Linked DNA regions of Homo sapiens: all the other regions are linked to region 2. A link is an interaction called in ENCODE POLR2A ChIA-PET data of the cell type or tissue named here. Cell type or tissue: OCI-LY7. All regions are shown on one strand. Links, peaks and the distances in the headings refer to the core of each region. The heading gives the core; the rest is flanking DNA. Region 1 overlaps SLC2A13 (solute carrier family 2 member 13). Region 2 overlaps LRRK2 (leucine rich repeat kinase 2). Region 3 holds the start of LOC105369735 (a long non-coding RNA gene).

Region 1 (10,203 bases), core at 733-8,732, 260 kb before region 2:
TTGCATGTGTACATAATTAAATGTGTATTCATGCAAAGAATAAATTGGGTTCAAAACAATCTGGTTGTTAATACTTTGGTCTATATATCAACGGGAGTTAGTTTTCCCATACTCTTATTTTATTTTTTCATCCCTAGGCAATCCAGTATTGCCAGAAAAATAAACATGAGCATGCTAATTGGCTTTACTGCAAATATATGTCTCCAGCTTCAGCTGGGATTCCATGGTTACTTGGAAATCATGTGTTGTCCCTAGTCTTTTCCTTCTCATGCTTCCCACAGCAGCAATACACTTTAAATCTTTTTTTCTCTAGTCTTCTGCCCTACCATCTTGAAGCATCATTCTTGCCAATAAAGAAAACAGATAACACAGAATGTTGATTTTCCTTCAGCCTCTCTTACAACATCGATAGTAGCATCCATCTTTTACTCAATTCATCAGAACAGCAACTAACAATGTGATTCTTCATTTATTATCTGCCATGTGCCAAGTGCTACGCTAAACACTTTACATATAATAAGTAATTTGGATCCCACAATAATCTTATAAGTATTTCTGGTTCTACTTTATAGAAAAGTGAAGCTCAGAGGGGCTAAATGATTTGTTTGGGGTTCTTATCTAATCAATGGTAAAAAACAGATTTGAATCCAGGTCTGTCTATGATGTCTCCTTGCCTCTGCAAGGGGGTTTCAGGCTTGTCCCAACACCTCCGCTTTTACACGGGCACACCACATTCATAAATGTATTGTCACTACTGTGAGATCTTTCTCTTTCCTAACCAGGACTGAGAAAAGATTTCTTAATTGTTATGCGTAAGTGAAAAATGTGATTTATGCAACTATACATGCTATGCATTTGAATATATCTATATTACTTACATTAATAAAAATTTTTAACAAAATATAAATTGATGATTTAGAACTTCTTAAAGACATGTAAGTTGAAAGACTGACTTCCATTGCATTTACAAGAAAAACTCAAAATACCAGGTTATACTGAAAACAGTTATCGTCTTTCCTCTTTCTCTTCATCTACTGAGTAGAAAAAAAAAAAAGAAGAAAGAAACTTCCTGCTTCAGTTTAGCAACATCTGCAGACACAACAACCGTTTTTAAAAACTGTGTCCTCCCCTTAATGGTCCTTACAAATGTAGGCCCTCATTAGCTTCAAAGAGTTTTCTCACATGACTTTTAATTAAAACTTCACCCATTTAGGTCTTTAATGGCTCATCCTAAGCCACAAGGTTTATCGTGCTTCTTACAAGCAGTTTAATTCCCTGGGTCCACATCATATTGCACCTTTTTCTTTCTTTCTTTTTTTTTTTTTGAGATGGAGTCTCGCTCTGTTGTCCAGGCTGGAGTGCAGTGGTACACTCTCAGCTCACTGCAACCTCCGCCTTCAGGGTTCAAGCGATTCTCCTGCCTCAGCCTCCCAAGTAGGTGGAATTACAGGTGTGTGCCACCACACCTGGCTAATTTTTGTATTTTCAGTAGAGACAGGGTTTCACCATGTTGGCCAGGCTGGTCTCAAACTCCTGACCTCAAGTGATCCGCCCACCTTGGCCTCCTGAAGTGTTGGTATTACAGGCGTGAGCCACCACACCCAGTCCACACCCTTTTTTCTTCTACTGTTGAGGATTAACATCAACACTGTAAAAGCCATGCAAACAAGGGTTTGAGTTTATATTGTTGAATATTCTATTCCCCAGTATCTACAGAGAAGTAAATACTGAATAAATATTTGTTCTAATAAGTAGAGGCAAGAAAACAAGATAGGCAATATTGTATAACCTCTAATGCCTTTTAATAAAATTTCTCTGGAACAGTTACATGAGTACTATAAAGATATCAAAATCCAGAGCCCATAATATCTTTTAAGCTTTAACATAAGATTTTGTTTTAATAATAGTTTGTATTTATTTTAAAGCAGTTTTAAAACCACTTTTGTCATTTATTGATTCAAAATAAGCCAAATATCAAGGAATAATTTGTATACTTTAAACTCATGTATATCTTTTTATAGAGGTATATTTTTATCTTTAAACACTACGTTTCTTTCAGATCAAAATGTAGCTTCCAGAATGCAAAAAGGATGTTAGTTATATCTGTAGTTCATAAACAGCTTGTCAATCATTGTAGAATTCATGAACTCCATACATATTTATCACTGCATTCATTTTTAAACAAATATTGCAAAAGATTGCACACAGTGTGAGAAATGTCACCTAAATGCTAAAAAAGCCCTGTAAATATCAATTCTTAATGGTAGGTTCCTTGTCTATCATCAAAATAAATATCAGCTTCCTGTCCACTCTCAGTTTTGCTGAATGTCACCTACTTATAAATTAGCAATAATGATTCAAAACACACAGCTATATTTTGACTATGATTTCTCAATTTTTCTCCCCTTCCCCAAAATCAAGATTTGAAAAATTAAATGTAAAAAGTATTTACAAACCTCCATCCATCCTTCTGGAGATAACTGAAGGCTCCATCAACAACACTTGCAAAGAACTGCCCTCCTGTGATGAAGAGGGTATTAATGGTGACTAATCGGCCTCTTAAATTGGGTGGTGAGACCTCCGCAATGTACACTGGCACTGTCATAGAAGCAATGCCTATAAAAACAATGAAAAGTAAATGTGAGACATTTACTCAAGATTTCTGTTGCAATAAATACTAATGCTAGATTTAGGCATACACTTACATATATGGGCTTGGTTTTCTACTTTAAGCAAAGGTTTACCACATATTTAAGATTTTGTTCATAACTAATTTGGGGCTACTGCAGACAAGTAAAAATGTATGTGAGATATCATTTTTCTTATTATCACTTGAAAGCCTACAAATGAAAGCACCCCTAAAGACCTAAGATAATTTCAGAGTGCATATAAGTATGCTTTATAACTTCTTGAGGACTAAAAATAGCAAAAAAAGTTCTCTAGATAGAATGATTACTGAAATATTTTTAGTCTATATGGAAATGTAATCAGACAATAGTGAGAATAAAAAATTATCTTAGGATACATATTAACTATTCAAAGACATAGTTAGATGCCAGTAGATTTACTAAACTTTTAATTGGTTTACTAATAAGAAATTCATATAATAAATCACCTTATTCAATTGGCTAGGTATACATTTCAGAATAAAAGAGTTTTACAGCTAAGGTGTATTTGATTATATTAGCTTTAAATTTTTTTCTATCTGAAATTAATGCAGTATTCTCTATGGCAGTAGTTCTAACTTCACTGATAACCAGAATTACTCATGTGACTTTTTTCTTTAAATAAAATTGCTCTTACCTCACCCACCTCAGACCTACTAAATAGAAAACTACAGAGGTGGGGGATGAGATTGTCCTTTTAAAATTCTCCAGAGTGATCTTGACACTTACTGTGTATTTAAAAACCTAAAGTTGTATAGTACAGAACTTTAAGCCAATCCAAATGATTTCTTAAAGTCTCACCCTCTTGTGGCCCCTGCAATTTCCATGTATGTCTGATTATTTAGCCTATTTTAGTATTTAGTATTATTTAGCCTGTTATAGTATTCAGCCTTACCCAAAGGTTGGACAGATACTGATTTGCTGTATCTAATCAATACTTACCAAAGCCTCCATAAAAAAAAAAAGATTGCCTAAAAAATTTAATGTTTATATCTCTAGATACTATAAATCAATCCTTAGATTAAGCCAGAACATCAATAAAATGAATAAAACAGATCTATATAGAATTGCTTTTAACTAATTGCTTTTTAACGAATTTATGATGGCAAAAAAACAGCTTGTGTTGAAGGAATCAGTACTAAGAAACCTGTTGCTGTGTTTTCTGTACAAGTGCTGTTGAAGGTGCTATTTATTACATTCCATACAGCAAGTGACATTTCTCTATGGTCTCAGTAACTGCAATAGTTGTGGTTTTCTACAGGTGATTTTTGTTAGTTGATGGCTATTATAAATTGCAGCTTTTTTTCATTTCCCTTTTTATGTACACAGTCAGAAAGGCCCACCTCCATCCAATGTTTTGGACTTCAAGGTATTATTTTGTGACCCAAACTCTCTCCTAATGCCATAACAGTTGTAATTTATCCTATTATAAGTGTATTTTTCCTCTATTTTTATTTGCTTTGTTACATCTTTGAACAAGGCAAATAAATACATAGATGAACAGATAGGCAAGATTTATTTAAGTAATACATATTTATTTGGGAAAATTCACTGTATTATTGCATAACTACTGATAAGTAGTTATTAAATTTGCACACAAGTCAAACCATTAAGTCTCAGAACTAGATACTAATTTCCACCAATGTTGTTTGCTACTGTAGTGCCTGTCAATAATCTTACGACTTTGAGTTTCATAGAATAATAAGCATGTGCTAATAGACACAGTATTAACAGTCTTCACAATTAAATCATCACCTAAGCAGCTGAAGTTTCCATTTGACTGCTAATCAATTTAATAACACAGACCACCCTGAAATGCCCTCATCTAACTTGGAAAGAGGAAACAAACATCTGCTGCAAATGTTGACACGGGATTTGTATATTCTCTTTAGTTCTTTTACTATTAGAACATCTCAAACTTTCATAATTCAAACAATAATTTACAACTTGGATTTCTTTTTCTGCTATGGTCTGACTATAAACAGGAATTTGGTTGTTCTCTTTAGACAGAGATCTTTATTTAGCCATGTAGCCCCAGATTTGAGCATGGGAAATCAGGACTGTGGTTTTAGGCAACACATGCTCATAAAAAACACATAGATTTTACTTGACAGAAATGCAGGTATGTCCTCAGACCCTGATAAAGTTCGATTATTTAAAACAAACACCAGAGCTTTGAAAGTAATACGTACTGACAAAGGGTAAAGATTGAAGACAGACTCATTGGATTTGGAGTTGGAAAGAACCATGAAAGACCTTCTGTCCAATGAGTGCTCTGGCTGACTTAACACTGCAACAACTACCTACATTCAGCAGATATTTTATAGGGACTAATAATCTTATTTAATCCTCAGGATATCCCTTTAAAGGGCATGTAATTATCTCCATTTTTCATACCTCAGGTCACATGATGAGTAGGTAGAAGAATCAGAATTTAAAGCAGACAGCAAGATTCTAAAACCCAATTTTGATGGCACAAACTATATTGACGGATCATCATAAGTAAGGGAAGGCTCTGGAACCAGTGGGTTTCAATTCCAGCCTTGCCACTTATCAGCTGGTTAAGTTTGGACAACTTACTTGACTTTTCTGGGTCTAAAGTTCCTCATCTATAAAATAGGAAGAATAAAAGTAACTACTTCATAGGAGTTGAGAGGATTCAATGAGTTAAGTAAAGCACTTAAAATTGTGCCTGGCTTACAGAAGGTAGTCAATAAGATCAGCAATTATTTTTATTCTTATTATCATCTCTAGTTATGAGGCATCCCAATTCTTTCTATAGTAGGTGACAGGATTATAAGGATGAGTACAAACAAATAAAATAGGGTCCCTGCTATGAAGGAAAGTACACACAAGACCTACTCACAAAAGCATACAATCAAGTAAATAACTTCAAAATAACATGGTAAGGGTCATAATAAAGCTATACACTGGATTCTACTGTGGCAAGCTGACAATGACCAGGTGGTAGTTGGAAAGGTTGGGCAGACAATTCTGCACAGAACATGAGCTTAAATCTTTATATGAAATGACACGGGGTTTTCTGAGAGATAAATAGAAAATGTGAGGCGGAATATGTGTGCAGATAAGATGGGAGAGACAGAGGGCGCCTAAGTCATGGAAGCAGCATCCATTAATCAGTGAGTATTCATCAGACACTGGATCTGAGCTGGGCACTGTGTTTAGCACTTTGGAGATAGTGCTGTAGGAGAGAGACATGAGCTCTGTTCTCGTGGAGCTTAGGGTCTGCTAGTCGAGTGGGATGGGTATTGCCAAAGGGGAAGTGTGAGGAACATCAGACTATAGCAAAGGGACCGGCCCAGCCTGAAGAGTCAGAGGGGCCTTGGATAGAAGTCATATTTAAGCTGAGATGTAGTGAATAAGTAAGTGAGAGTAGGTTGGAGATAGGGGAGAGTTGGGAGGTACTGCAGACAATCAGATCAGCTTAGGTAAGGGCCTTCAGGCAGGACGAAAAGCATCCTGCTGAGGAAGGGGTGGCGGACTACTTTTAGAGAAATGGGCAAGGATCAACCACAGTGTAAAGGATCTTAAAGGCCAAATTAAGGGCTTAGTGCGCAGAAGCCTCTGAATAGGGTAGAAGAGGAAGATGCATGATCAGGTTCAATGATCAGGATCAACTAGATCATTCTAGTTGGAGTACGGAAAATTGATTGCAGGGAAGCAACACGTACAGTGGCAGCAATGGTGATGGACTGAAATGAAGAGATTTGAGAATTATGTCTTTGGTATCTAGGTTAAAGAGAATATGAATAGGATGTGAAGGATAAAGAGAGAAGGAAGCTGAGGATGATGTTTTGATGTCAGGAAAAAGCAACTAGGAGCATGATGGGCACTTTGTACAAAGATAGGGAGGGAAAAAATGAAGTTTGAGTACAAGATAATAAGGTCAGGTCATAGATGGAATTGAGTCAGAGGCACTTTGTGAAATATAGAAGTAGATAGTAAGTGGCCTGCTTGATGGTGTGCTGGGAATACAGATTATTTACATGTGAGTGGTCCCACCCCCTCCCTGTTTCCCCTACCCAATAAGGTCTTCGCCAGAATAACCTGTCTCCTCCTTTATCCTCAAGGGAGAATTTGGTCTTTGTCAGTCTAGTTCTTGAGCTTTTATCATGCTAAGCAAAAAAAGGGTGGAGAAAAGAAAACATGGGCAAATCATGAGGTATATTGGGAGAAGTTAAGACCAAAAAAGACAAAAAACAGTTGTGAGTGAGAGTCTCGGGGTGAGTCTGGGGAAAATGGGAGCCTGTAACAAAGGGAGTAACCCTTGAGCAGGGAAGTGAGGAGATGACAGCGATTTTAAGAAATAATGCTGATTTGTAAGCTACATGCTATTATATTCTTCAAGAGAAATAAGTTAAGAGCAGTTCTGCCTTACTATTGCTTTTAGTTGCTGGACTATATTTCTTCAAATGCAACATCAAACTGACATTCGGCCAGGTAGGGCTTGGGAGTTACACAACTAGGTGGAGCTCAAAGGATGGTACTATGGGGACAATGCGCATAACTGAAACTACGGAAATGGATAAGATCACTCAATGGCATACGAGAAGAATGCTTAGAATAGAATCCTGAAACAGTCCAACAATTAAGGGACTAGGAGGGGGAACTGAGAAGGTTCATGACGAGCAAATATCTACCTTACCTTTCAATACTATGTTATTTTTAAAGGCTTTCTATGTTATCATTTTGTCTTATCATGTAAAATCATCCTATCAGGCTGGGCGCAGTTTGTTCATGCCTATAATCCCAGCACTTTGGGAGGCAGAGGCAGGTGGATCATGAGGTCAGGAGATTGAGACCATCCTGGCCAACATAGTGAAACCCTGTCTCTACTAAAATACAAAAAAATTAGCCAGGCATGGTGGCACATGCCTGTAATCCCAGCCACTCTGGAGGCTGAGGCAGGGGAATTGCTTGAACCCGGGAGGCGGAGGTTGCAGTGAGCCAAGATGGTACCACTGCACTATAGCCTGGCGACAGAGCAAAGACTCCATCTCAAAAAAAAAAAAAAAAAAAAAAATCCTATAAACAGGCTGGTGGAACTGATATAATTTATTATCCCCCTATGAAAGGTAATGATGCCCAGCCCCAGAGACAGATATAAAGAGATTTTCAGAAAGCCACATGGCAAGTTAATGTCAAAATGGGTCTCACAGATCTAGGTCCTCTAACCTTTGTAATGTGCCATTCAAGGGCTGGGTGTCATGCCTATGTGATCCTTTGGAAATGTCTTAGAAACATTTTATTTTTGACCTTCTTACTTTGACTAGCATACATAAACTTCTAGGGGCAAAAGAGTCTTCTCTCTTCCCTGCCACTATTGCCTGCTAAGTGACTTACTGCCACCAGACATCATGTTAAAGAGCTTGGAACAATTAGTAAGAAAAATGACAACTGAGTATGATTAATTGTATAATTTGGGACTAGGCAAGTTTAAACCTTAAAACCGCTTTATGAAACTGGGAAAGTAGGAGGATCCGTGCTCAGTCTACTCACATCTGCCCAATACGCACATGTTAGGCACAGGGCCTGTTAACAACTCACCTTGCTGTTAATAAAAGCAACCCATGCAAACTATAATTTATGGATTTCTAAACATGGAGCTCACTTGTGGAAAACCTTGAACATGAAGGCTTTGTCACCCCAAAATCTACTTTCCACTTTGGGAAAACAAATGGAATTTTGTCCCTCAACAAAGCTCATTATTCTACTTAAGAAGGGATGGTTAAGTAAAACTACTGCTTAACTTTAGAGTCTGTTTCAAATCACTATTATGTATTTGTGTAATTCAGCCCTTGATTTATATAAGCCACAGAAATATTCAAATAAATGAGCAAAAATTTCTCCTGTTATTTACCTAAAACCTGTTTTAAAGAAAGAAAATATATCAAGGCTCACATTTTTGCTCTGGTACTATAACTCAAAGATGATGATTTGAGATCTTCAAAATGAAGAGTTAGGTGCTTTAAAAATGAATGTAATGAATAATATTTAAATATGATTTAAATATTTAAAGTTCAGGAGAGTTCTATGAAGAGCTTTTGATTTCTTTCCTATTCTAATCACTAACCAAATAAAATAAAAGCCTGATAAAGAAAAAACAAGTTATTAATAGTCCATACTAAACTCACACATTGAAATTAACACAAGGAATATAATGGTATAAATTCCTATTAACAGCTTATTAGAGTAAACATAACCACAAAAATCCATGTTGGTGTTATTTCTAAATATTTTGAAAAAGCTCAGTTTCTTAGAAAATTTCCTACAAAATTATAAGATCTACATCAATGAACACTCATTATCGCACTTGGCTTGAGAAGTTTCACCAGAAAACTGCATCTCAGACACTGCAGTGCGACCGGATTCACACACTACCACACTGCCAAGCTGATTCACCATCTCAACAGCACAAAACGCTCTGGAGTGCAGAAGTTGGCTTTCAAAAACGGCTGGAAGCCCTTTTAAAGGCCTGAGTCAGAAGTATAAATAATTTCATAACCAAATACCATTAGAAAATCCTGTTGTGATAGATAAATACCCATGAATCACAGCTGTCTCTCAGCATGATAAGCCAGGCAACAACTAATTAGCTTCTTAGTAGCACATGAAGCTACCTTTTAATAATAATGCTTCTTGAACAAGAAGGATTATGATGTTCTAATTTCATTTTGCAAATTATTGCTTTATCATCTCTAAAGAAATACTTTTAATAAAAAGAAACAGAGTCTGTCAAAGGAATCAGAATCCCTCGCTGTGGTTGTTTTGGTTTGGCTGTCTTGCTCAGGGCTGATATGTTTACATTTTTTCCAAACAGTCAAGTATCTATGGTTACCAGGTTGTTAACAATTTAGAATTCAGTTTCTACTTTTTTCTAATAAGGCTTAAGACACTCAGAAAAGATGCTGGGAAACTTCAAAGTGTACAAAATACCAACATAAAATGCCTGTAACAGAAGAGTCAGGTTATAAGAAAGATTCTCTCTGTGGAGATAACTAGCAACGTCAATGGTCTACAAACTTAAAGAGCTCTTAACATAGTATCACAAACATGTCATCAGCCTTTCAACTCAGTGAAGTCTCCCATGGCTAAAATGACCACTTCTGTTAGATTGCTTGAGAATCTTCTATCTGTCTATGTCCTTTTTCACTGGTAACATCCCAGTAGAGCCTGTATCACGTTTGTCTCTCCAAGCAGGACTACAAGCCTGTTAATGGAATGATCAGATTTCACATATCTTCTGTACTATAAGTTGCCTAAGTGTCAAGCCTAAGGGCGTAGACTAAGTTATTGATTAATAAAAAGTTATTGATTAGTACTATGGAATGCATACACAAAACTATATTCTTTTAAACTAGTGTTAACTGATTGGTTTTAACTGATTGGTTTCCCTAATGATATTCATTAGGGAAAATTTGGAAACTACAGGTAAGAAGCAAAGTGAATAAAAATCGCCTCTAATCACTCATAGATAACCACTGTTTAAATCTGTTTATAACTGTCAGTATTTTTT
Region 2 (10,203 bases), core at 1,413-9,412:
CAGCAAGGGACAGGCTGAAGTTGATGCCATGAAGCCTTGGCTCTTCAATATAAAGGTGATTTGTTCTGATCATTTGAAAATAGAAAATAATTCATGTGTCTGTGTGCGTGTGTGTGTGTGTGTGTAAGTTAATTTATTTTGGGCAAACAATTGCTTCAGTCTCTTTAAATACTTTCTTAAAAGAAGCACTAAAATTTTGAATTGGGAAACTTTCCGAGTAATGAAGTCATAACATGAAAATTGTATGTTCCATGTTGGTGAATGTTATTGGTAACCTGAAACTCTTTTATGCTGTAAAACTTGAAAATATATATGTTCAACTGTTTTTTAATTATATTATTTCTTAAATGAAATCTAAATTTTTCTAATTTAAAATAAGCTATATTAAAGAAAAGCAATCTATATATATATATCTCATCAACTTTGTACTCAGGGGCCATTTAGTGTGAAATTCTTCAGATTGTATCCTTTAAGTGGTCCCAGATTATTATGCTGTTACATCTGGAATCTCCCTTTTGTTGCTTTTCTATCTTTTCCTTTGTTGTCTTGTTGTCAGCTATTCCTTCAAACACTATGGCTTTTTAGAATGGAGACTAAACTGCTGCTTGCATGATGCTGCAATGAACTCTTCTGTGCATAAAGTCCTTAAAAAGCTTGTGTCAGGACATTTAACCATGTAATTGGCTGCATACATGCTTGTTTTGTAATTTGGGTATTTTTTAATGTTTCTTTTATTAACTTTTTTACAGCTAGCCAACGTGAGCAAATAGTACAGTGGCAGTCATATTTGCTTGAGTGGCTTTTATTCTTTCATTGTAGACTCCAAATTGGTTGACTTTAAAACGAATTTAGAAGATTAAATTCACAGATAAGGAAGAGAAAATATAAACTATATGACGTTAATTTGATATAATTTGTGGGTTTATGAAATGCTTATTTTATTTAGGAGTGAATAACTCATCTTAAGGCATGAAGATGGGAAAGGAAAACTATACCACTACCGTTATATATGCCACCTAAAAGGGTGAAGAATTGGGTTAAGAAAGGCCAAAAATGACTTTTTAAAATGTCGTAAGGTTACATTTTTTTCTTAGGTTTAAGGAAAAAAGGACAGTTGTTCTTTTCTTCTTCTGAAGTCTGCTAGTTTCTCTTTTCCATTCAAGTGAATGTCACGGAAAGCAAATATCAACAGGAATGTGAGCAGGCCCAGTTTGAAAGCAAACACAAGAGGGTTTTGTGTCTTTCCCTCCAGGCTCGCGCTTCTTCTTCCCCTGTGATTCTCGTTGGCACACATTTGGATGTTTCTGATGAGAAGCAACGCAAAGCCTGCATGAGTAAAATCACCAAGGAACTCCTGAATAAGCGAGGGTTCCCTGCCATACGAGATTACCACTTTGTGAATGCCACCGAGGAATCTGATGCTTTGGCAAAACTTCGGAAAACCATCATAAACGAGAGCCTTAATTTCAAGGTAACATGGTAGGCTGGTAGAGAAATGTAATTTATTGATTCTCAACTGCCTAGAAATGTCAGAAATTTTGAGAAGTGAGCAACTCACTTAAAATTGTGGGTTTTCTTTCCTTGTTGCTGTTAGCATTATTAAAGTCCTTTCCATTTTAAAATTATTTATGCCAGACTTCATTTCTAATTCATAGAAATGGGAACAAAAAATAATTAGAGGAACCTGAGAGAAACTAAGAGACCGTTTCTGGGATACTGAGAAAATGTTTCTGAGAGAGAATCTGAGAAAATGTTTTTGATGCCTTTTCTGATTCAACTTCTTATAGTGGTGATTCAATCACAAGGGTAAAGGTGAATACTGAGGTCTTGGGATCATCTTTCTTCTATTATTCTTTAACTGTTATTTTTCCATTTCCTCTTTTCTTTTGGAATTCCTGTTTTATGGACATCTTGATCTTTTGTGCCACTCATTCATGAATTTTGTCACTGTGATTCCCATTCCAATTTTTTTCCCTCCGTATTGTGAGGCAGCTGTTTTATTTAGTCATGAAGACCACTAACTTGGTTTTCAGCAGTGTCTCACTAATTACTTAGTTCATACAAAATGGGCTTTTTATTTTAGGAATTATGTTTTAAATGTTTAAAGTTATCTTCTCGTAAGCCAAATTTTTATAAAATGTAAATAAATCAGTTATCAGAGAGAACACTTTTTTTTTTAAATACTTGGCAGAAAAAAGAAATCTTCACTGGGTACTACAGGGAGTGTGGTGTAAACTGTACTGAAAAATACCCTTGATAGTTCCATATGACAAACATAATGATGAATTTCACTTAGTCTGTCTTGGCTTAGCTCAATAGCACTAATGATCAAGATACTGGCTGATAAATAGAGTCCTATTTGGCCTGGGCAGTCCCAGCATAATTATGTAATAGTGTCCCACTATATTCTCAAAAGCATTCCAATTTGGATGATAAATTATATAGTCACCTTGGTTATAACTCCATGCTGGCCAGTTAGCTTAGTTCTGTTCCATTTATATAGATTATGTGTGCTTCACTCCAAAACCTAATGAGCCATTTGTAAAAGTGATGGCTTTTGCGGTGCCCAGGGAGAGAATTTGTATGTTTGTATCCTTCAACACACATTTATTACAGTTATTAAAAGGTTTTATTGATGATAGATGGTAATGTCATGTAAAAATGACATATTATTTATTTGTAGACTTTCCTATTCTCTTGTTGGACATGTAATTAGAAACTAATATGACTTAAAGAAAAACAAATACACAAAATTTATTCATCCAATTAATCTCTTAATCCAGGTGTTTTTTTTTTCTGAGACTATACCCATACTTCAATAACTTTGTTGTTACTGAGAATATTTTGAGTTTCCCTTTTTGTCATTGTTGTCAGAGAATGTATCATATCTTTAAAAAGACTTGTTGGAGGATGAGTTTGTTTTGAAAAGGCCTGAATTTAGTTGATGCAAAGTCACAGATAAGATGGTTCATTAAGCTGTATTAATACTGCTTTTGTCTAATAGATATCATTACCAATAAGTCAGACTAGTTTTTCTTTTGGCACTTATAAATCACCTTTGAAGACAACTTTTTACAAGGAAATAAAACAAATGCTTTGAGAAATACCAGTATTATTGAAAGAAAAGTATATATTGCTAATGGATGCAGCATTCTGGCATAATGGTTTGAAAACTCATTTGATTGCTTTGTAGAAGAATGACTCTTTCAGATGACCCAGGGCCTGTGAGCCTGCCAGAACTTGAAAATTCTTTCTTCCCTGAGGTGCTTCAACCTGAATTCAAAGAGCAGCTTTTAATCTATTAGAGATCATTTTTTGTCCTCTCATTTATTTTTCATATTTGCCTTTGATCTTAGCTCTTCTCTAATCTTTTTCTGTCTCAACCTTATTAACAGGTGTCTGTGCAGACACTTTTAAGTTTTGTTTTTTGGCTCAGCCTGTCAGTTAACTGATAATCATGCTGAAAGGAGAAGCAGGACAAAACAGAGTTCAATGCTGACAATACTCCTTTTAATCTTGTCCAGCCCATTAGCAGAGCAGGCATCTCTGTGGGCCTTGAGACGTAGTCCCGTAAAACTCATCCCGTTTCTACTTGATTTGCTTTCTTTGAGAACTCTTGTTTATTTTTATATGGAGGTTTCCTGCCTTGGATTAAAACATAAACCTCAATCTGAAGTTCAATTTCATCTTAATTTATGAACGACTAAGAGAGGGAACATGAAAAGTGGAGGTTAGTGAAATTATCTCTAATTCTCTGGGTTAAGAGATACATGAAAACAGTCTCTTGAGTAACCATTTGCAGGTAAATATGGAAGTAATGGTTATGGTTGTCTCTTTAAGTTTTTAGTCACAAGTAGAAAAAGACCAAGTTAATTTTTTTCTGTGTGTGCTGAATTTCTATTTGTAGTAAGTGTAAGAATTTAAGCAGAAATTCTGATTCGTATTTTCAGATAAAAAGAATATGTAATTTCCATAGGTCCAGAAATAGGGAGAGTTTGCCATCTGGTGGTTCTTAACGGCACTCTGGATATTATTAAGAGTTGCATTTCTATTTAAAATTATATTTTAAAAAACGTTTGGAAGATACTTTTATTGTAGAAACTATCCTCTTAGGGCCATTCTTTAAAAAAATCTTATTTTATATATTTCTCATTTTGTTGATAGTGATTAGATTCTAAGAGCAACAGAACAATGATCATCCTCTCCTATCAGAATCACTGATGTTTAGATGATTTCTCATTTTCCCAAGTTCAAGGTTCCATGAAAAACATAGCTTGAGTGGGATTTTATGTCTCTGCGTTTCACTGTTGATATATATGTCCTCCCAATATAACATTTTACAAATAACCAAGCACAAAATTTAATATTTTACCTTGAATATTTAAAATATAATAATATCCAAAAGCTCTTGTAATTTGTACTGATATCTTATACTAGCGTGTCTGTTTCACATTAAGTTTAATGTCTTAGGATATAAAAAATCTTTTTTATGGTTAGTGATTTATCTTGTTTTTTTTTCCATGGAATTTCTGGATAGCGAGATAAATATTTCCATACTATTTTATTTGATATTTCCAAATTTGCCTCTGAATCAACAATTTTCCTATTTTAATTTCATTGTACTTGTTCCTTACAACCTAAATAGCTTTTTATTATATTTTGATTTTATTTAAAAATGTACTTCTGAATAATATATCTGTTTCTGTAAAAACTGTTAGCACTGAATTTGCCAACCATTTGACAAATACACAAATAAAATAGATTTTTACGGCTTGTCATTTGTAATTTCATAGATCCGAGATCAGCTTGTTGTTGGACAGCTGATTCCAGACTGCTATGTAGAACTTGAAAAAATCATTTTATCGGAGCGTAAAAATGTGCCAATTGAATTTCCCGTAATTGACCGGAAACGATTATTACAACTAGTGAGAGAAAATCAGCTGCAGTTAGATGAAAATGAGCTTCCTCACGCAGTTCACTTTCTAAATGAATCAGGTTTGTGTTTTTCGTTCCTTATTTTCAAAGCTCAGCTGTAGTAACTTATAAAAGTGTTTCTGAATCTTTTATAGAATTTACATTCAAAGTTGAGAGAATATCCATACGGTTCTTTAATAGGCCACTGATTTTTTTCTTTTTGGAAGATCATCATGTGTGTTCATGACAAATCATGTATCATGTCATAAGAAAACAAATTTAGAAATCACCTAGGAGTAAAGCAGTGGAAAGAGTCCCTGAGTGGGAGTTAAAATATTTGGGTTCTAGAACTTGTCTTTACTATTCAGGAGCTGTGGAACCCTGAATAGTCAAATGACATTCATAATGTCAAATGAGTTTAGTGCATGTGAAAGTTATTTTTATATTGCAAAGGGGAATTATTGTTGGCATGGTCTAACTGGGACGCTTGGAGAGTCAATGGCTCCCTGAGATGATGCAGCTTCTGAGTGGAAGATCTAGCTCTCTTGCATCAAATATTGATCTCAAAGATGAAAATTCTCAAAGCAACTTCAGTGCTAATTGTGTACTTGATCATATTACCTTGCTAGAAATGTGTGAGTTGTTTGATAGTACTAGAGTAAGTGACTGGGAAGCTGCTTTTGATCCCTAGATTCTGTTGTATAAAAAATAGCTTCCCGTGGTTTATGATCTGTTCCTTTTCCCCATCGTTCTTAAGGTATGCTGAGATATGCTGTGTTTCTTATCTGTATTTGAAAATAAAACATGTCTTTGTAGTGTGTATTCAGCAAGCGAAACAGAAAATTATGAATTTCTACTTATGTGTGAAATATGCTCTGTAATGCATGTCAGTGTCTCAAATATGCTTAAATATGATCATTTTATGTAGTTTAAAAATACTCCATTATAATATTGGAACTTTAGACCATAGGATGCACAGCTTCTAGTCCCAGCTCTGTCACTAGCTATGCTGAAATTTCTTCACCTGCAAAATGAGGAAGTTGGACTAGATTTTTTCTAAAGCCCCTTGATATTTGTTCTAGATTCCATGTTTCACTGTTTGATGACTTTTTACTACAGGAGTCCTTCTTCATTTTCAAGACCCAGCACTGCAGTTAAGTGACTTGTACTTTGTGGAACCCAAGTGGCTTTGTAAAATCATGGCACAGGTTGGTGTCTTTTATTTTTGTGGCACGGGGGTTATGGTCAAAGCATAGAACAGATGGCGCCCAGAGCATTGAGCATTTTAGAATTTGGGTTTAGTTAAGGCAGAAACTTTTGTGAATTTGGAAAACTGTGGAACATTTCACATAGAAGACTACTTGAAGAGCTTCATGGAAGAAGGAAAGATGTCTTGAGTTCACTTCCATGACTTGGTTTTCAAGCCACATACAGATGTTTGTATCACTCTGCCCCATGCTGCTTTACTAGATCCTGATGATGTCATTGGTTTGGTTACTGAATTAGTCAATTGAATGATGGCTTTGTGGAAATCCTTGGGGTAAACACATATAAGAAAATTAGGTTGCTGAGCCTGTGAAACCTCTATCTAGATAACATGGAGGTGAGTTTTGACTTAAGTGAAATGATCTGAGCTTTAAATGCTTACGATTTTGAAAACTTTGGATGGCCTTGGTTATAGCTATTTTTTTCTTATATTTCACATGGAAAATGATTTTTTTCTCCAAATGATAATCCATTACCAATGAGTTTAATTAGTTATAATAATCCATCTCTGTAGCTTTGACATAAAAGACCATTTGAGCAAAACATACTACCTCAGGGCTTTTCAACCCCAGCATGATGACATTTTGGGCCAGATAATTCTTTGTTGCACATTGTAGGATGTTAGCAGCATTTTTGGCCTTTATATTCGAGACGTAAGTAGTATCCTCTAGCTGTGACAAGCAAAAATGTATCCAGACATTGCTAAATATTGCTTGGAGAATGTGAAAAATTACCCTAGTTGAGAAACATTAAGCTACTGATTTGTTGATGAGTAAAATTTATAGTTTTGCATGTGGCTGCCCGAGTTCCTAAAATTATTATATATTTTTATGTTAGAAATATCTCTTCCAATTAAACCATAAAGGTAATTAAATTCACTCAGGCAGCCTTGAATAATTGTTCCTAAATTCCATCTAAGGAAAAAAAGGAAGCTATTGTGAAGAGAGAACTCAGTTGAGGCTAAATCCTGTACCATGGAACTCAAGAGCATATTGAAACATTGCAATCAGCAATTATTTGCAGTGTGTCAGTTATTACTATTTTGGTAGGTATTTTTAAATTAGATTTTCAGCCTTCTGCACATATGTCATGGATAATGTGATTTTACTCAATTATTAAATGATAATGGAGACAGTAGTGTGACCCAGAGCACTTACTTGAGCATCAGCTTGACCTACGTTTCAGTCTCTTTAATTACTTATTAGCTCTGTGAAATTTCTTAATGCATTAAGCCTTTGTTTACTTACTTTTTAAATAAGGAAAATAACAATTATCTTCTATATTGCCTCCCTGGTTCAGTGTAAGTGAGGGGTAAATGTTAGCTAATTTTATATTGGATCTATTTGGCAATTTAAAGAATGTTAATCAGGAAATTTTAAAAAATTCAGAACTATAAAGAGGTACTTACGTAGTTTTGGAAAGTGTGTCATGTATGGGGACAAATAAAAAAGATGTGTAGGTAGCTGCATCCTGTACAGCAAAGGAAGTTTTAAATATATCCAGCAATTTTGTTGTCCTAGCTGGCGCACAATAGTTATCAGGAGGTAACTCAACTCCACATAGTCAAGGAAAAGCTAAAGTTGCTCTCTAAAGTGGTGTGTTTCCATGTCACTATGGAACACTTGAAGTTGCACACATGTGAACATTAGGATGGGTATATCTTATACAGTAGAATAAGGAAGAGGTTTGCATCAGAACTCCCCTTTTAAAAAAATGCAGATTTTCACTATGACTGCAATAAAATTCCTGAAGATTCTGTGGAGTAATTAAGTTGAAACTCCATGAAAGTTCTTCTCATTAGCATAGTTATAAATATGATAATTTAAGTAAAAATTAAGTTAATTTGAGCCACTCAAAGTTACTTTTAAAGACAGATTTAAAATGTCAATAAAATGATAATTTAAATTTCCGATTAACCTAAAAAAGAAGTGCCATCATTTTTATTTATGCCAATAAATTGAAATATAATGTCATTTTATCACTAAGGTTTAAAGGAAATGAAATCTCTAAATAATCAAGTGAAACCAAGAGCAACTTGTCTGACAGCTATTAGCAAAAATAAATAGGAGTATTCACCTTCATGAATCAAGGCAAGGGCCGGAATAATTTCATGGTGCAGAAGCTCTAATGAGCCCACCCACTCTATGCGCCCCGAGCTGTTAGGTCACTAAACTTATTAAAAAAAGGTACCATTAAGGCAGGGAGAAGTTTACAAGACTCATTTAACTGTATGATAAAAGAGATATGAAAGAGACCTATTCAATTAATCAGGTGGAACATTAAAAAGCTTACATGGCAATTTAACCTTGATAAAAATACATGGGAGAAATACAAAGGAATTTGGAAAATTCTCTTTCCTTGAATAAGGCATCAGTTAGCTATTCAGGTTATGAGGTTGAAGGAATGTTAGGAGCTCTTTTAAAGGTGATAAAGTCAAGATAATGTTGCAGATTTTATTCTTATGTAACAAACCCCCTCGAAACTTGGAGGCTTAAAATGTGAACAATTTATCATTTCTCGTTCTTCTGTGGCTTGACTGGGCTCAGCTGCGTGGTTCTGCTCCACATGGTATTGGCAAGGGTTATTCACTTGGCTTCATTCATTAAACTGAGCTGGAAAGTGCAAGAAAGGTACATGCATGTTTTTGGAGTATTGGTGCTTCTCCATGTGGCCTATCATATGGCTAAGTTGGGCTTCCTCGTGGCACGGTGATCACAGAATAATTAGACATCTTTCATGGTGGCTGGTTACCAAGAGAAATGAAGCAGATTTTTTCTGTCCTCTTAAAGGCTAGGCCAAGGACTGGCAAAAATATTAATTCTGCTACATTCTAGTAACCAGAGCAACCACAAACCTAGCTCAGATTAAAGGGGAAGGAAAAGAGACTCTATATGAATAGCACCTATGTATAGGGATGGAAATGATGTGTCCATCTTTGGAAACTTCCACTATAAATAGTGGTAGCACGCTATAGATCCACTAGGAAAATCAAGCACAAACTCTTTAAAAAATAAGTGTATCTTAGTAAAATAGATTAGAATAACTAGATAATAATGGCTAACATACATGAGGTTAATATGTGCTTTTCAAAGATTAGCTCATGTAATTCTCACAGCAACCTTTCCAAATGGTACTTTATTAGCCCCTATGATACAGATGAAGAAATTGATTGACAGAGAGGTTGAATAATTTATCCAACGGTACACATTCAGGAAGAGGTAGAGTTAGAATTTCAAACCAAGTAGTTTGACTCCAGGGCCTATGAGTTTATACATTCATAGGGCTGATATTCAAATGAGAGAAGAGAAGTAATAAATAAACATATAATATGTTGAGTGGTACAGAGTGCTACAAAGAAAATATGAAGTGCAGTTGGAGATGAATTGTCAAAAAAGGTCTTAGCACTTAAAAAACACTAAAACAGCAAACAATTCTCTTTACCACCTAAACTGTAAGAGCGATCTGGAATTGCTATAAAGTACACAACATGGGAGAAGTCTTAAACAACAGTTTTTATTATTTATAGGCCCATTGCACACTGTCATTAAATACCAATATGTTCAATCAACCATGCATTCATTGATTCAATAAATACTGTACATACAAAATAGAAATACAGAAATGGGTAAGACAAGTCCTTGGGCCTAAGGACTTTATAACCTGGTATTTCACTCAACTACATGATAGCATAAATAATGTTTGCTTCTGTTTAAGTATTCCTTAAACATTATAGATCTCCCAAAGAAAATTAAATACAAACCTCTTTTTAAAGTGAATTTGACAAAGCAAAATAAATTGGAATATATAGATAAATATGCTAAAATTTGTCATATGTACTTTGCGTACTTTACATGTGTTATTTCATTCTCAGGGCAATCTAAGACAGTCACTTTTATTATCTCATTTTATAGAGAAGAAAGCTGTGCAGTAAAGAAATCAAATACCTTTCCCAAGGTTACAGAGCTAGTAGTAGAGCCTGGATTTGAATCTGGGTTCTGACTGATTTTTAACTGCCATGACAAG
Region 3 (10,203 bases), core at 1,545-9,544, 110 kb before region 2:
CAGCGCCCGGCCAGGATCTGATGATTTTATAAGGGGCTTCCCCCTGCGCTTCGCACTCACTCCGTCCTGCCGCCCTGTGAAGAAAGAGCCTGCTTCTCCTTTGCCTTCTGCCATGATTGTAAGTTTCCCGAAGCCTCCCCAGCAATGGAGAACTGTGAGTCAATCAAACCTCTTTCCTCTATAAATTACCCAGTCTTGGGTATTTCTTCAGAGCAGTGTGAGAATGGACTAATACAGGCGCCCATCATAGCTCACTTTAACCTCAAACTCCTGGGCTCTAGCTATCCTCCCATCTTGGCCTCCCAAAGGGCTGGGGTTACAGGCAATCTGTGAACCACCATGCCCAGCCTTATTACTTTTTATGGCTGAATAATATTCCATTTTATAAATATGCAACATTTTGTTTATTCATTCTTCAGTGATGGCATCCATGTTTGATCATGAATGCTTTTACATTTAATCTTTGCATTTCTATTGTTTTTATTTTATATTAGAGTTTTAAGAAGAATTACTTGAACAAAGGGTATGAGTTCTTTCAAGGCTTTTAACAGATATTATCAAATATTATCAATTTTATAGAAGAAAATTAGTATTGCCATTGCTGTTTCATTTGTATTTTTTGATTACTTGAGAAGATAAATTTTTTTCGTATTTTTAACTTAATATTCTGATAATTTCGGTATATCCTGCCCCATTTTATTTTCTGATGCCAATTTTTTTATTGGTTGCAAAAGCTCATTATGGAATGAAGATCTCACCTTAGTGCACATGCTGCCCTGTCTCCATGTGCAAATCTTGCGCAATCTTCACTTCTTAATTGCTACTTCTGCCAACTACCCATCCCTGCTCTCTTCAGTTCTGGTTAAGAGCCCCCTACTCTGTATTGCTTTGCATCTTTATATAGTAATTGTTTAATTGACATTTTTTGCCTATTAGGTTGTGAGCAGAACTGGAATGTACCCAAATAGGGCCATGTAAGTTTATTGCCCAGGGGTAAAAACTGAGGCTAGCTAGTGGAACCTGAAATCCAGCCCTTCTTAATTCCACAATCTGCAATCAACAGGGGTGCCTTTTTCTCTAGCTCCCTCAGAGGTACCCTGTGGACGGCAGCAGTCCTGGGAACTAAATCTATGTTTGCCATTGAATCTTTAATTCCTACACAGCTTTGGCCAAAACTTAATACATGTTTGTTGAAGAAAAGAAAGAAGGAGAAAAGGAAAAAAGAAAAGATAACTTTTTACTCATAGTCTGTTTTTCAAATATATTCCCTCTGTCCTTTGACAAATAAATTTTAATATATTTTTATGTACTGACTTTAATTAATTAATTAATTTTTCTTTCACGAATCAGGCACCTCCAAACCAGGATAGGTTCAGAACGGCTCCTGTAATTTAATTTTTAAAAATTCAACTAAATGTAATAAACTTTCTGGTGGGCTTTTAAGACATTTGTGCTCAGAAAGCACTTCCACATTTTTTTTTTTACAAAGTCTCATATCCCTCTGGAATTTAAAAAGATGATGTTTATTTTAATATGGTGAGTAAAGTTGATATCCTTTTCCAATAATTTGTGAGTTTCTTCAGAGCTATTTACATAATAATCAATTTGTTCCCTATTGATTCATGATGTTTACTAAGTTCCCATGTACGCTAAACTGTTTTAGATCTATCAATTCTGTTTCATTGCCTAACAATATTTGCAAAAATTGCCTATTCTATTATTTTTGTGATATAATATACCTTAATATCTTATAAAGAAAATCTCCTATAATTTTTGTTTCAAAATTTTCTTAGCTTCTCTAGATGAATTTTCAAAACATCATGTTTAATTCCAATAATGATAATACAACCAGTGCCACCTTCATTGGAATCATGGTAAATTTGGGATAAATGTTATGGGTCTTTATCATATTAAATTTTTTGGTTTAGAAATGTGGAATAGCCATCTATTTAAAACTCACCATGTATTTGAATAGTTTTATGATGTTTTCTGCATGTGTGGATGTGTATGTATATGTGTTTAATAGACTCTGACATATTTCTTGTTAGGGCAATTCCTAGAGATTTGTGTATTGTTTTGCTTTGTATTTTTTTTTTTTTGAGACAGGGTCTCACTCTGTCACCCAGGCTGGAGTGCAGTGGCACGATCACGGCTCACCACAGCCTCAACCTCCCGGGCTGAAGGGATCTTCCCACTTCAGCCTCCTGAGTAGCTGGGATACAGGTGCATGCCACCATGCCTGGCTAATTTTTGTATTTTTTTAGAGACGTGGTTTCACCATGTTGCCCAGGCTGGTCTTGAACTCCTGGGCTCAAATGATCTATCTGCCTTGGCCTCTCAAAGTGCTAGGATTACAGGTGTGAGCCATCATGCTTGGCATTGTTTGGTGTTTATTATTTTGTTGCTATTTATATAAATCACTTCACCCTATTTATTTACACACTATTGTTGTTTTTCTGCAAATATTTTAACAAAAGCTTCTATTCTACCACTTTATTAAGGTCTGTTACTAATTCTAAAATTTTCGTAATCATTCTGTTAGATTTTCTAGAGTCATAAAAATATACGTTGCAAATAATGAAGCTCTTTCAAATAATTACTGCTCTCTGTTAATCTTATGCCCTTACCAGAATTTCCAAAGGAAAGCTAGGTAACAATCTTTGTTTGCCTCATTAGACACTGAAGCATGTTGCTAATGACAAATTATGTGAGTATCTGAGTTCCTTGAGAGCAGAGCTCATGCTTTTTCCTTTTCTGAATCTTCAGCACCTGTCACAATGCCTAGAATAAAGGAGGTGCATGATAAAAGTGTATCTCATCAATAAGCTGGTTCAAGTGAATGTCTCTAAGGTTTTCCCATTAGTTATTATCCATGTTAAGGGTATATCTTCTTATTCACAAATTTATGAGTTTGTATTTTAATTAATGCTACCTAATTACAAGAGTGGGAATTACTAATACTGTTTTGTTATATGTTTCTAGAGGATTATTCTCACTAAATATAGATACTATGTATGTTCTTTTTTATGGATATGCTTTACAATAAAAAGTTATGCCAATAAAAACAAACCTAGTAAGTGCTATGTTCATGATGTATTCAGTCTTTGAAAGTATCTATAGTTAACATGGAGGTAAAGAATTATATAGCTTAGTCAAGTGACACAGGTGTATAAACATTAGTTTTTCTTGGAATTATACCAGGCATAATAAATAACAAAAAACATTTTAAGCATATTTTTAGACATTGTACTAGATATTTTACCCATATTACTTTTTGTTATTGTTGTTAATTTCATCAAAGGACTGGGATAAATAAGTTTTGAGAGTTTAAAAGTATTTTTAAAATGTTACCATTAGACCCACTTTTGTATAATTGCCATCAAAGGAATCATAATTTTTCAGGTGGCTAGTCACGGTGGCTCATGCCTGTAATCCTCATCACTTTGGTAGGCCGAGATGAAAAGACTGCAAGGAGTTAATGACCAGCCTGGACAACATAGCGAGACCCCATCTCAAGAAAATATTCCCAGGTAAATCCAAATCGATTTCTTTTAGACAACTGTGGTATAGAATTGTGACTAGTGTATTATTTTATGATCTCTTTTGTTACATCCTTAGTGTCCAATAGGATTTTTGTTGCGTTTGCTTTATATCTGAAATTCTGCATTTTAATTCAGCTACACAAATAATGCATCTTTTCAACAAAACTCAGATACAAATAATGTTCTAATATTGTTATTTATTTCCATACAGCATTAATCTCTAGTAAGTCTAACTTCGCAATCTCTTTTCTCACTTTTCAATACACCTCTAGCTTCCAATTGTTTTGCCTAGAGACTTTAAGGCCTATGACTGCCAGAATGAAAGATTGTTACCTCTTTTCCCTTGCTTATTAAGGTAGGAGGCCATGATGACGCACTTTTCTCAATCTCTTGGCTTTAAATGGATCTTACCTTGGGAGAGTTACAGTGAAGGCATGAGTAATTGCGATTTAAAGTTTTGCTTCTGTGTCATACAACAATGCTGCATCATGAAATGTTGAGTCTTGTCTCTTTTCCTGGCAGATGGCCAGAGGGTGTGATGGCTCCTACCTGACTGATACAATTGAAATCAAAGACTTGCCAAGTTATACCAGCAACTCCAGCAAAACTGTGAACTTACTGGCCTTGGAGGACTATGGATTGAAACACACAAAACATCTTTGGCTGTGCATGCCCTTCACACTGGCTGCCTAGTCCCCTCACAGAAGATTGTACCATGTGGTAGTTGGCGTAAGAAACCATTGTGTATATGAATTTTGTCATGAGGACCTAGTGGTCAGCACTCTTGCACATTACAGAACAAGGAAAATATAGTATTTATAAACTCTTCAGCAGTCCCTATTAGGGAGCCCAAATTCAATTCACCTAAACGGGAAAAGTGCAAATATAACAAAGGATTAGATCAGTTATCAAGCTAAATGAATCCTAAAGCATATTGCCTTCTAAACTAATTTTATTCAATACATAGCTTTAAGATTACTATGTAGATGGACTTTATTTTTTTCAATTAGCTTTGTGCCACTCAGGAATACAAAAAATGTTTCAGATATCTTTTTTAATCCATTGTTTGTTCCCAAATATATATAAACTTCTTTCAATTTTAAGCTATAATTCTGTTGCACACTGTGAATATAAAGTCAGCTGAATCATAATGTCTTGTTCATCCAGCTTCTGTGAACAGGTAGACATTGACTGGAATCTTTCCAAGCCCTTGGAAATGGAAATTTTTAGCTATTGGTTAAGGCAACACTCTTTGCATCTGAAGCAGTGAATACGATGTTAATGCTTAAGCTATCTTAATTTTCCAAATGCTAATGGCATAGTTGAAAGTGTTAATAATATGACTATATCAGATCTTGACTTTAGGGGGGCTTAATTTATCCTATCCTTGAGCAAACCATCTGGCATTGCTAAGCCCAAAGTTGCCTGGGCCTGTGTAACACTGGGTGGGTTTTAATTCTTTTGTCTAGCCTAGTAAATCATTCAATATGGTTAGTTTTTGAATGCCAGCTTGTTTTCAAAACTGAAATATTAAGAGCTGATGATATAAACCAAAATTGAAACTAGAAGAAATTTCTCCTTCCTTATTTTACACAGAAGTGGGCTGGAGCTGCTGCAATCACGGGGATGTCTGATATTGCAACAAAGGAAGCAAAACAGAGCTAAATGAATCCTGTGCAATGAGGAGGCATTTTCAGGTAGTGGCCAGAAACTAGAAACTGCTCTTTTCTGGTTAAAAACGTTTGTGACCCATAAAACCTTCTCACTGCTTACTAAATAGCACAGTTCTGAGATACAAACCAGCAAATTTACAAATCACAATGCTTTTCCTGCTGAATCAATAGCTGTAGCAAATATATATATGTAAAATGCAATGGAAAAATGAAGACCTCTTTAGAAGCCTGCAGAAAATTTATACTAGATATGAAAGTTTGAGCAATCACGTAAAAGCCCTAGTCCCTTAACATTGCTTTTAAGGTCATCAGTGTCCTGGACGTTGGTGACTTCCCTGCACCCATTTCTTCACTCCCCACCTTGAACTTCATGTTTAACTCTTATTTCTTCCAGTACTTAGTGAACACTGTCTTCTCTCTAAGCCTTTTCCTGGAGGAACATTCTCTTGTCTGACTTCCTAAGTCTGAGTTAAGTGGTCTCCTATGTCTCCTCTAATAAACTTATTTTACCCTGTCATTATTCTTAGTGCACTTATTTAATTCCCTGTTTACTAGCTTATCCTGCTTCTAGGTTACAAGCTCTGGCATATCTGTTCTGTTCACCATTGTATCCTGAATGCCTGGCACTTAGAAAGCCTTCAATAAATACTTGTTGAATGGCGTTCATTGCAGAAGCACTAAAGAATTTTTGCATGTTTTTACATTAAGAAAAATCTTAGTAGCAGGATCAGATCTCAGTCATATAGTACACTCAGTTGTGCAAACATGATTCCGGTAATTTATATTCTTTAAATAAACTGAATTTTAATTCCAAACTACTATTTCACTAGGATGTCAAGAAATTTCATCTCAGTCATTTAGGGGCCAGATCCTTCCCTGGGATCTCACAGAACCAGGGAGGTTTATATGAGATCCACGAAATGGCTGAAAGGGCTCCACTGTCTTTCTGGTACTGCTCCTAGTCCACGCATGAGGAAAGAAGCCCTGTCAATCTCTGCTCCTAAGCTACACAGGGTTTCAATAATCTGAGCTGCTTCTGGGAAGCCCCTGCCCAGAGCCCTGTCTTCCTAGTTATTCCTGCAAGGAATTTGCTCTGAAGCCTGGTCACTGCCACGCCTTCTCCAGTTCACCCTACCTTCATCAATTCTGACCTCTTTTTTGATCTTAGAAAAATTTTACCTCCTCCACTTCCTTCTCATTTCTCCCCTGAATGTACCCTCCCCCTTTCATTGGCACTTAACCTTTCAAAATAGGACAGGCCTTAGAATAACAAATGCCAGGAAGGCATCTTGTTCTCAAGCCCCATAAATCTCGGGCAAGAAACATAAACGTCATGGATAATCAGTTACAAATAGGAAGTGGAAGGAAATATACAGAGAACAAATATCCAAAATAATTTTTCAACAGAGAAGACAACTACAAAATCCTGCTACTTCTCGATTTCCTTATGTAAAGATTTGGCCAGATGGCCCAAGATGTTAATAATGTTAGATACAGGATTGGAGATACTGCAGATGGGCAAAGATCACAACCACTTCCCTCAGGCACAAGCTAAAATGGGTACCAGCTTCTAGAAGCATTTGGAAATTAACATCTAAAACACACTGTTTTATTTAAAGTTTACTTTTCCTCTTTTTCTTTCTCTTTTGTATTTATATATACACACATATATATCAATCATATGTGTATGTGTGATGTTTGCATACAATAAACTTACATATATACATGCATACATATATAATACATGTTATATGTAAGTATATAGTATAACATATTTATTTTGTATTTGTTTATTGTATATTAAATTATATATTATATTTATATAATATATATGTTAATAATATTAGATAGAATTTGTATATTACATAATATTGTATGTTATATAATGTGAAAGGAAAATATCTTGTGCCCCCAAAATCACTAAGGTAAGGGGAAAATTCAAGCTAAGAACTGCTTAGGGCAAACCTGCCTCCCATGCTATTCAAAGTATTCCCTTTGCTCACTGAGATAAATGCATAACTGATTGCCTCCTTTGGAAAGACTAATCAGAAACTCAAAAGAATGCAACCATTTTTGTCTCTCACCCACCTGTGACCTGGAAGCCCCCTCCCTGCTCCAAGTTGCTTAGGGAAAAAAAATAAAAATTAAAAAAAAAATTAAAATTCAGATTATTACATCTGTGTATCTCTTTGTATGCACTTTCAAAGTACTTATGACATTGAGTTACAGGGCTTTGACTCTTGGGTCCACAAAGGGACACCAAGTCCTGCTAAATTTTAAACACTGACAGCAATTAAAGCCCCATCTTCAGGCCCAGTACAAGATGTCAATCAAAATAAACTGCATTCCTGAAACATAGAGCCAGAAATTAAAGCTATTCAACTCCTCAAGGCCCAGGGACTATCATGGAAAAGGTGGGTGTGTGAGAATGTAAGAGTCAATCCTGAGTTCAGTTTCTCTATAAATTAATCATTAATGTCAAAGGCACACTGATGCAAGACCAGCATATGGGCCCGTGTCAGATTAACAAGGTTTTCTTGAAGCATTAGCTGACTCTTAAATAAAGTTTATAAAAGGTTTATGAAAGTTATATCTCATGGTCAAGATTAAAATTTTGTAGATTGTTTATAAAATTTTGAAAAACAAATTTAATTGGCTTCATGCTGTTTTTATTAGGGCTTATTATTTGGAAAATTCAGTCTCCTCTCAAAGAATGAAAGTCTTTGTCTCTCTTTTTGAAATTTTTGAGTTATCACTTTTGTCAAATGAATGACTTATTTTACAATGACCTGTGATATCAAGCATTTTAATCCTTTGATATTTCATAAACTGTCCAAAATCAAACTATAAATTATGTCTTCTGATCTAATTAATCCTTTAAGATATTAGGTCCCCTAAAGTCCAATAATGACATAATTTGCCTTATTTGATATAAAAATTGTACAGGAAACACTGTCAAATATGAATGGTTTTTTGTTGTTGTTGTTTTTGAGACAGAGCCTGGCCTGCTGTCCAGGCTGGAGTGCAGTGGTGTGATCTCGGCTCACTGCAGCCTCTGCCTCCTGGGTTCAAGTGATTCTCCTGCTTCAGCCTCCTGAGTAGCTGGGACTACAGGCGCCCACCACCACGCCTGGCTAATTTTTGTATTTTTAGTAGAGACGGGTTTCACCACGTTGGCCAGGTTGGTCTCAATCTCCTGACCTCATGATCCACCTGCCTCAGCCTCCCAAAGTGCTGGGATTACAGGCTTGAGCCACCGGGCACGGCCTGTGTTTGATTTCTTTAGGCTGTATTTGTATAAATGTGTTATTGGTATGCATCCCCAAATCATGGGAAACTCCTATAATTCTGATATAACTTGGTGTACATTATCAGTCATAATTTTTATTGTTATGTTAAATTGTTGTGTGGCACAGAGGTAACAAATTTGCTTGTCAATTGTGTCTTTAGCTATGGCTGCCATAAAACCTTTTGTCATCTATGGACAATTGTTGTCTTATTTTGGTCCTCGTTAAAAGGTGACTTTATAATCAGCTATAGAACTCTAACAGGTGTTCTTAAGTGCAGATTTCTGTTAACTTGGGAGATTGTGACATTAGAATAGAGGAAAAACTTTCAAGACTCTCATGGACAACCGAAATTGTTCATGAATATCAAGCAGAATGGGAGTAAACTGCATGAACTGAACTAATAGAAGACTAAAGTAATCTTTTTAACTTTTTGGTTAAAAAGTTGCTGATCCTTTGTTTTGTTTTTCAGAGTCAAGAAAAATTTTCTTTTAAGCTCTTTACAGCTTTTAACAAGTAAAGTATACTCCTATAAACAAAATTTGAAGTATATTTGTTTCTCTCTACCTGATTTCTCCAGAATTTGGAAACTATTTGTGAGTGTTCTTAACTTACAATAACACAGTTATTTGTATAAGTGCAGTGAAAATCTGTTTTCATTTATAACAGGACGCAATTGAAGAAAGTGGTTATTTTACCAAGGCTTTAACTGGAATGGTGTGATTTCCTTTAAGGAATCAAACTTGACTTATAGAGCCAATAAAAGCCCCTTGGAAAAACTAGCCTCATACCTTTTCCTACACAGCTGCTGCACAGGGTTCCTGACCTGGGGTAGGTAAAGAATGTCACTTTCTATCAGGCCCAGGAGCCCTGGTTTATCATGGAACTTCAAAAGGAGAGAATCATCCATCTCATGGGTATTTAATGGCACAAATCCATGGGTGGGCTCAACTTTAAAAAAGTCTTATCTGAGATTCCTCCTGAGGAACGCAGTTCCCTCAAAGCCAATTTAAAAGCATATGTAATAAATAATTATTTTGCTGCACTGTATGCAAATAATTAGGCCAGGTATAACAAAGCAAACCAGCTCTACCATGATTCATCTTTAGTAAAAATGGGAAACTGGAGAGAGAAATATTATGTTTCAAAACTATAGTACACCTGTTGTTAAATTCTAGTCTTGCCTAACATTTTTAAATTTTTATTATTTTCTACAGTTTGGACAGAATTCTAAGTTTTCTTAGCTATTAGTGTGCAAAATAATGTTTTCAATTTTTTTCTTTTTTCCATTTTTCCTTATTTGAAATTACTAAAAACTAAGATGTTCTTTCATAAAGCCCTGCAAACTGAAGCTAAACAACTTAAACTTCAGAAGAAAATAACAGCAATCTGTTTACATACATAAGCCACTTTCATACCTGCCTATCAACGTATGGACTTCAGAGTAATGTGGCCTACATTTATCTCTCACCTCTCTGTGACCTGGAAGCCATCTGCCTGCTTAAAGTTGTTTCACTTTTACTTCAAGTTGTCCCGCCTTTCTGGTCCAAATCAATGTTCATTTTACATATGTTGATTATGTTTCATGTTTTCCTAAAATGTATAAAACCAAGCTGCGCTCTGACTACCTTTGGCACATGTCATCAGGACCTGACTGTCTTAGTCCATTTTTGCTGCTATATCAAAATTCCTTAGACTGGG

The links. Peaks named below come from ENCODE experiments on the same cell type or tissue, not always from the same donor. Only the 100,000 strongest peaks of a DNase experiment are listed, where the experiment ranks them.
Region 1: POLR2A ChIA-PET joins it to region 2 with 6 read pairs; 2 of 35 experiments call an interaction of 5 or more read pairs at or near these places.
Region 3: POLR2A ChIA-PET joins it to region 2 with 7 read pairs; 1 of 35 experiments calls an interaction of 5 or more read pairs at or near these places.

The regions. Positions count from the first base shown.
Region 1 is chr12:40,045,595-40,055,797 of GRCh38, forward strand. It overlaps SLC2A13 (solute carrier family 2 member 13), which reads right to left. Exons shown (of 10, transcript NM_052885.4): 2 at 2,457-2,616. Among named protein-coding and RNA genes, the nearest start is that of SLC2A13, 55 kb to the right of the region's middle. In OCI-LY7, for the core only: no CTCF peak of the experiment used is centred there; a DNase peak (open chromatin) is centred at 3,907; H3K4me3 peaks cover 708 bases; H3K27ac peaks cover 1,089 bases.
Region 2 is chr12:40,309,179-40,319,381 of GRCh38, forward strand. LRRK2 (leucine rich repeat kinase 2) reads left to right here. Exons shown (of 51, transcript NM_198578.4): 30 at 1-55; 31 at 1,253-1,471; 32 at 4,794-4,995; 33 at 6,034-6,122. Among named protein-coding and RNA genes, the nearest start is that of MUC19, 79 kb to the right of the region's middle. In OCI-LY7, for the core only: CTCF peaks have their summits at 3,996 (motif pointing left) and 4,196; DNase peaks (open chromatin) are centred at 3,953, 4,943 and 5,953; H3K4me3 peaks cover 1,221 bases; H3K27ac peaks cover 2,717 bases.
Region 3 is chr12:40,203,727-40,213,929 of GRCh38, forward strand. The region is part of intron 1 of LRRK2-DT (LRRK2 divergent transcript); the gene reads right to left. It overlaps LOC105369735 (a long non-coding RNA gene), which reads left to right and starts at 3,795. Exons shown (of 2, transcript XR_007063560.1): 1 at 3,795-3,897; 2 at 4,065-5,732. In OCI-LY7, for the core only: no CTCF peak of the experiment used is centred there; DNase peaks (open chromatin) are centred at 5,185 and 9,055; H3K4me3 peaks cover 815 bases; H3K27ac peaks cover 664 bases.